Regions from separate parts of the Homo sapiens genome. Here region 2 is linked to region 1. The links are chromatin contacts, found by Hi-C or POLR2A ChIA-PET in ENCODE. All regions are on one chromosome and are shown on one strand. Each heading gives the region's core, a stretch centred on a gene start or an enhancer-like site at or near the end of the contact. The rest is flanking DNA. Distances are from core to core; before and after follow the strand shown.

Region 1 (3,309 bases), core at 183-2,682:
CTCCGCAGCTGAGGTGGAGCTCGAGGTAACCCTCTCCCAAGCGATCGCTGGTGGCGGGGGCGGCGACCGGCGGGGCGGGGCAGGGTACTGCCAGCCAATTCCGAGCACCGGGGGGTGCGTGCGCCCGGGGCGCGTGGAGCAGCGCCAACCGTGCACTCACCAACCCACCGACCCTCCCCAAAGCCGGGGACACAGGCGTGGCTCCAGGTGGCTCTCCTGGCGCCCCCAGCACGGGCGCCCCCATGGCACTGGAGATGCACGGAAGAGAGAGAAGGAGAGAGAAAGAGATAAAAGCAGAAAGAAACAGTGGGAGAGGAAGGAGGTAGAAACAGAGAAAAACAGAGACATATATATCGAAAGAGAAAACAGGACAGAGAAATAGGTTATTAAGTGAAGCGAGGGGATAGGAATGCATAGCAAGGCGGGAGAGGAGATGGAAACATGCAGAGAGAGGAGATCCGGACGGTGAAAAGGGGCGGAGGCGCGAGCGGCCGGGTCCCTGGGCTGCGCTCCGGCGACGGCCGCCCGAGACGGGTGTCGAGGACAGGGATCGCGGAGGATGTGGATCCCCTCCCTGGCCTGCCCAGGCGCGCGCGTCCCTCCGTCTCGGGGTACGCAGCCCGGCCGGGCGCACTCGCCGTTTCCGGGCCGGCGGGGCAGCCACCGGGACAAGGGCCACAGCGCCCCCGCCGCCCGGCCAAGGACGCGCAGCCCGCGCCTCCGCCCCGCCCCGCCGGCGCGACCCGCACGGGCGCGCCCCCCGCAGAGGGGCGTCGGCACAAAGCCGCCCCACACAATGGCCCGGCCCGGCGCAGCCCGCCCTGCAACCCGGCTCCGCGCAGCTGCACTCACATCTGGGCAACGAGGGCCTGTGGTCCACGGGCACCCAGATCTTCTGCACTCGGCTCTGCGTCAGTTCCAACGGCATCTTCGCGGCTGCGCCCGACGGCCCGCCTCCCGGGGCCGAGATCCCGACGCTGGCAGGAGAGCGGCCGCCGACCCCCGGAACAAAGGAGGAGAGGGGGGCGTGCGCCGGCGCGCGGCCGGGCGTTTCCTGCGCTGCCAGGGGAAACGTGCTTTGGGCTAAGTTCCGGACCCTCGCCTGTGCGGGGCTCGACGTGTGCTGCGAGGGTAGCGAGGCTGGGGATGCCCGGCACGGCCGGCTCGTCCGCTCGGAAAGCTCTGGGATGCTCGGGCGCAGTGACAGCCGCGCTCTCGCCACCAGGCCCTGCTGCTCGCCTCCTCTCCGGCTTGGCTGGGATGCCCCGCGCACCGCCGGCTTTTAAAGAGTCCGGGCTGGCCGCAGACGCGTACGTCAGCCTCGGGGCGGGCCGCATTCCTTGGGTCCCAGCCCCCTTCCACGTGGGGAGGAGGGTGGGCGAGCCGGGAAGCAGCCTGCGAGCTCCCCCTGCGGGCCGGCGACGGCGGTGCACCAGCTCCCGCCGCCCTGCCCCGGGCCTGGAGCGCGCCCAGCCCTGCTGAAGGGTCCTGGCTGCTGTTATCCCCTCGTCCCGTTGTCCCCTCGGGACGTCTGGCACAGCTTCCCCGACTAATTCCGGCCCCTCACCTCAACTGTGCTGGCCGGGAGGAGAGCAGAGACGCAGTCCTGCCCAGTGTAGACCGTGGACCCCGCAGCCGAATCCCTTGGGAAGCTGCTTAAAGTGCATCCTACCAATGCAGCTCCTTTAGGGCCATGGAGCCCCAATACTCTGCATTCCTAACACGCGCTGTGGGGCAGGCGCAGTCCAGGTAAGGACATGGGCCAGGCTGCTCCCTGATAATACCCGTGAGCCCATCCCCCGCCACGACCCGGGCGACCCGCGGGGAGGAGGCTTCCCTGATCCTCCCACCTCACCTCGTCCTTGTCCACTTTGCTGAATCCCTTAGAAACCTGGACTTGAACTGAGCCTTGCTCCCCTCCCCTAGCCCAAAGACTGGGAACCTTGAGAGGCCCGCGGTGCTGGGTACGAGGAGGGGGCGGGAAAGCCCCGGGGAGCTGGACTGAAGTGGACTGGGGCTGGGGGCAGCTGGCATCTGGTTTTCACACTCACCATGTACACCATTCAATAAACCTTTATCGCCCCGAGTAGAAGAATGAATAAAACTAGACCCATTTCGATCTGCAATTCATTACCTAAGTCGAGGGAAAACTATTGGGGGCGGCCCCTTATTAGGCAGACTCCTAAAATTCACTCCGTTATCCTGCACACCCTGCAGCTCTGCCTCCCCACTTTTTGGTGCATGCGTGCCCCGTCTCCTTTCCCGGCCCTCGCAGTTTGCACCAGCTCGCGACTTGTGACAGTCGTGCAGTCAGGTCAGAGGCGTGCGGGGAAGATCTGGGTTGCTTTTGGTGGGGAACCGCCGCCCGCGCCGGGACGGATGTAACTTTTGCAAACGAAGCCTCAGTACGGGAGCGCTGCGCCGCCTTGCAGAGAGGTGCACACTTAGCGCTGAGGCTGGGCTGTGATTGGAGGGAAGGCGGCGCTCGCTGAAACCTACACCGCGGCGGAAAAGTCTGCGCAGAGGCTGCCACACGTCGCTCACGTCCCGCATGCTCCACAGGGAGGGCGCCCGCGCCCAGGCGGCGACCGGGGCTGCTCCCGCCCCGCGCGCCCGCCCCACCCGGGCCTCCACTCCTCCCGACCCGCCGCCTGCCGAGGGGCCCCGGAACGCGCAACATCGGCCACCTGGCCTGTGCCCCGCCACCCTCCCCCACGCCTCGACCCCCACTCCCCCTCCCGCCTCGACCCCCACTCCGGCACCCCGCCCCCCGCGCCGCCCTCTCAGAGCCCCTGTTCCCGCGACAGCTTTGCTGACGGTCTGGTTTCCGCGCTCTGGCGGCTGTTCAGAAACCCGATGCGTTGCATTTGGACTTGTTTTCTGCAGTGGGAGCACATGCCAGAGGCGACACCCTAAACGCCCAGGGGAGAGTCCCACTCCACTCCTGAAATAAGAGTGGGCTGACCCGAAGAGGGAAACAGCAGGCAGCGAGCGCCCGCGCCACCGGGACGAGTTCCCGCCCTGGGGTTCGCGGGGGTCGGGGAGGGCTGTAGGCTGCGCGCGGGGAGAGCGGCTGCACCCCTGCAAAGAGCGCCCGCGGTTCCTGGGGAATGACGGTGCACCTGCGCGCCCGCTGCTTGCCCACCGATTTTGCACACGTACAGGCGAGGCAAGCGGACCAGGGGGCCTTCTTCCACACTCCCTACAAGCTTGCAAACACTGCTGGTTTCAGCTCACAGGGAGAGCAGAGAGACGGCGTCTGCCCCAGCAGCGGCACATCATTCATCTCTTGACCTAGATAACGCATCT
Region 2 (3,345 bases), core at 419-2,918, 6.0 Mb before region 1:
CAAAAAAGAGTATTCATGGGCTACTTCGGTTTTAAAAATAAGTATTTTTATTTATTTTTAAATAAATAAAAGATCACTGCCACTGCACTCCAGCTTGGGCGACAGAGCAAAAACTTCGGTTTTAAAAATAAATATTTGATTTATCAAAGGTACAATTTCACATTCAAAAATCTAGTTCTGGCCGGGCGCGGTGGCTCACACCTGTAATCCCAGCACTTTGGGAGGCCGAGGCGGGCGGATCACGAGGTCAGGCAATCGAGACCATCCTGGCTAACACGGTGAAAACCCCGCCTCTACTAAAAATACAAAAAATTAGCCGGGGGTGGTGGCGGGCGCCTGTAGTCCCAGCTACTCAGGAAGCTGAGGCAGGAGAATGGCGTGAACTCGGGAAGGGAAGCTTGCAGTGAGCCAAGATCGCTGCCACTGCACTCCAGCTTGGGCGACAGAACAAAACTCTGTCTCAAAAAAAAAAAATCTAGTTCTTCAGGCTTTTAATTTCTTCTAACAAATCTTATTACGTTTGAAAATCTACTAAATTTTAAACAATTTCAAGCGAAACTTTGCAACTTAAAAGTCTCTTTAAAATTTTAAATTCTATTCATAAACCACTCAATTTTCTTTCTTAATATGTCTATTTGCTGATTACAAATAAGCCTTCCTAAGTATTTTACTCTTACAAAGCTAACAAGCGAAATTGTTAAGTACAATGAATCTAAGGTTCTACCACACATTCCAATACTATTTAAGAACTTGAAACTTTTCTTATACATTTTAACCATTCTAAGCCAGTTACACATTTTCAAGTACATATCCGATCTTTATTGAATGAAACCATCATATAATGAATCAGCAATTACTGAAATGTTGGCTCAGAAAATCAGTTAAGTGCAAAGCCCAGATTTTCTATCAACGCCTTTAAAAAAACTGAGAGATGAAATTGTATATATTAATACTTGCCGCCTACCTGATGTTTTTAAGTATATATACACTGTGGAATAAATTTAGCTAACAAATGCATTGCCTAACATAGTTATTTTTGTGGTGAGAACACTAACATCCACTCTCCGTTTTTCAAGAATACGTATATCGTCATTAACTATAGCCTCCATGCTGTACGACATATCTGTGAACTTGTTCTCGTATCTAACTGTAATTACGTATCCTTTCACCTTCCCAATCTCCATCCTCTGGGGTGATGGCGAAAAGCAATTAATTCTCCGAGTGCACTTAGGCAGTGATCACCTTGCGCCTGGGGCCATTCTAAAAGTAGTGGTGGTGAACTCCCAAGCCTAAACTAGGTTAATCCACTATTCCTCCCGCCTCCGACCCTCACTGAAAACCACAACTGACCCTCCTAGCCAGCACACTCGCTGGCTCGCAACAGGACGCAGACAATTGCTGATGTACTTCCCTCTCGACACACTCCCTCCCATGCAGTCGCTAGAAGGCCTGCATTTTTTTGGATAGCAGTAAGATTCGCTCAGAAGTCGCAGTTCCCTTTTGCCGGTCGACCGGGCGAACCCCCTCCCATCTCACCTCTTGATGGTAACGCCTCGGAAGAACGGGTACCACGCGGAGAACTGGCAGTGAAGCACATGCTCCTTCTTCATCCTCCAGCTGCCGCCGCTGCTGCCTTTCCCTCTCCTGCCTGCACCCTCCCGGAACTCTGGGCGCCGGCCCCGGAAGTGCCCGCCGAGCTATTTTGGTTCAAGGACTCTTCCGGTCCCTAAAGCAAGAAGGAAGACCGAGAAAAGGAAGCGGAGGAGAATCCCGGGGCATACGCTTGACACACACGCATACAAAAAGAGCTTTAGTCTCGAAAGAGGAATTACCGAAGTGTCGAGAGAGGAATTTTAAGAAGTTTACAACTCCGTCTTCGCCCTAAACGCACGCTGACCCGGAAAGTAATCTCCTGAAGCTAGGTCAAAGGCGGGGGTTCTACGGATGCCGGAAGGAGGGTGCGCGCCCATCCTTTTAGCACCGCGAGAGGCGCCGGTGTTTCGAGCCGTGGCACCGGCATCGGCTGACACTGCTGCCTCCAGCTAGTTATTTCGTCCTCTTCCGTTCTTCACCCCTACACCTTGGAGTAAGTAACCGGGGCAAGCCAGTCACAGCACAAAACCTCTTTGGGGAGGAGAAGAAGAAGGGGAAAGGGACCACATCTGCATGGTGCGTGCAGCCGCGCGGTGTCTCCCAGGCTGCGGCTGGGCACGCGTCCAGGCGCCCAAGAGGGAAACTGGGGATTGGAGGGAAATTGTGGATTGGAGAGGAAGAGCCTGGGCTACTCCGAGTAAAGAAAGCGGGGAACACCACAGCTAAGTGTTAGTTCCAGTGTAAAGATTGCAGCATCTGCAGAGGAGTAGAATGCTTGGTAGAGGGAATACCGCCTGTACGATCCTGGAGGGTTCGACTTTGGGAGGTAAAAGGCGAGAGGTAAATGTGAGAAAGCAGAGGAAAGAGGAGTCTCCTTGGAGCGCTGAATTCGTTTAGTCTGGCCTCGCAAAAGTTGTCAACCTGGAAAAAACGCAGATTTTTATCAGTATTCCTGCGATGATCGAATCATAAGACTGGAAGAATTCGAATCGAACTTGTACTATCGTTTTTTCCTTTGCTTCACTCCTGTCACCCAGCAAAGTTCAGTTTTGTTTGTTTCGTTAAAAGAATGAGAAGTAACTAGCTGCTTTTATTTATTTATTTGAGACGGAGTCTCACTCTGTGCCCAGATTGGAGTGCAGTGGCGCAATCTTGGCTCACTGCAACCTCCGCCTCCTGGGTTTAAGTGATTCTCCTGCCTTAGCTTCTCGAGTAGCTGAGAGCGCGCGCGCGCCACTACGCCGGCTAATTTTTGTGTTTTTAGTAGAGACGGCGTTTCACCATATTTGCCAGGCTGGTCTCGAACTCCTAACCTTAGGTGATCTGCCCGCCTCAGCCTCCCAAAGTGCTGGGTTTACAAGGCGTGAGCCACGGCCCCGGGCCTACCAACCAGCCGCTTTTAACCCCTAGTCGTGTCGCTTACCACACGAGCTTTAGGCTTGCGCGAGGCATCTGCGTCTAAAAGTATCTCCTTAAATGTACATTCTTCCTGGTTCACCTAAGTAGTTTTAAATTAGAAACAGCCCCACCGACTGCAGGCCTCTTCAGAAGGGTGTTCCTTAGAATAATAAACAATTATCTGCGTATTTTGAGTTAGAAACTCTTCCCCCCAGGAATATATACATTGTTTTGGGTTGTGTTTTGTTTTTCTCAAAAATGTTACTGGCTAAGTGGCTAGTTGGAAGCAGTGCTTTAAAGAATACATTTTCAAAGCAGAGGTAAATAGATTATAATGTTGCAGAGTATGTTGGT

The links. A loop is a pair of places that touch in the nucleus more often than their neighbours do. ChIA-PET counts read pairs that join two places held with the same protein, here RNA polymerase II (POLR2A). Pooled maps may share reads with other maps.
Region 2: a loop to region 1 is called in a pooled map, with 4 times the contacts of the local background. The contact joins the promoter of CDC123 here to the promoter of PFKFB3-AS1 in region 1. A Hi-C loop is called at or near these places in 2 of 50 pooled maps. POLR2A ChIA-PET finds 5 or more read pairs at or near these places in 2 of 52 experiments (H1 and PC-3).

Annotation. Positions count from the first base shown.
Region 1 is chr10:6,200,880-6,204,188 of GRCh38, reverse strand. PFKFB3-AS1 (PFKFB3 antisense RNA 1) reads left to right here and starts at 1,432. Exons shown (of 2, transcript XR_007062045.1): 1 at 1,432-1,749. It overlaps PFKFB3 (6-phosphofructo-2-kinase/fructose-2,6-biphosphatase 3), which reads right to left and starts at 1,257. Exons shown (of 15, transcript NM_004566.4): 1 at 853-1,257. The coding sequence starts at 928. RefSeq lists silencers at 105-184, 415-924, 1,045-1,154, 1,205-1,534, 2,565-2,784, a cis regulatory region at 1,063-1,594 and enhancers at 1,528-2,032, 2,587-3,103, 3,104-3,309.
Region 2 is chr10:12,194,511-12,197,855 of GRCh38, reverse strand. CDC123 (cell division cycle 123) reads right to left here and starts at 1,668. Exons shown (of 13, transcript NM_006023.3): 1 at 1,537-1,668. The coding sequence starts at 1,610. NUDT5 (nudix hydrolase 5) reads left to right here and starts at 1,965. Exons shown (of 10, transcript NM_014142.4): 1 at 1,965-2,086. RefSeq lists an enhancer at 1,652-1,921.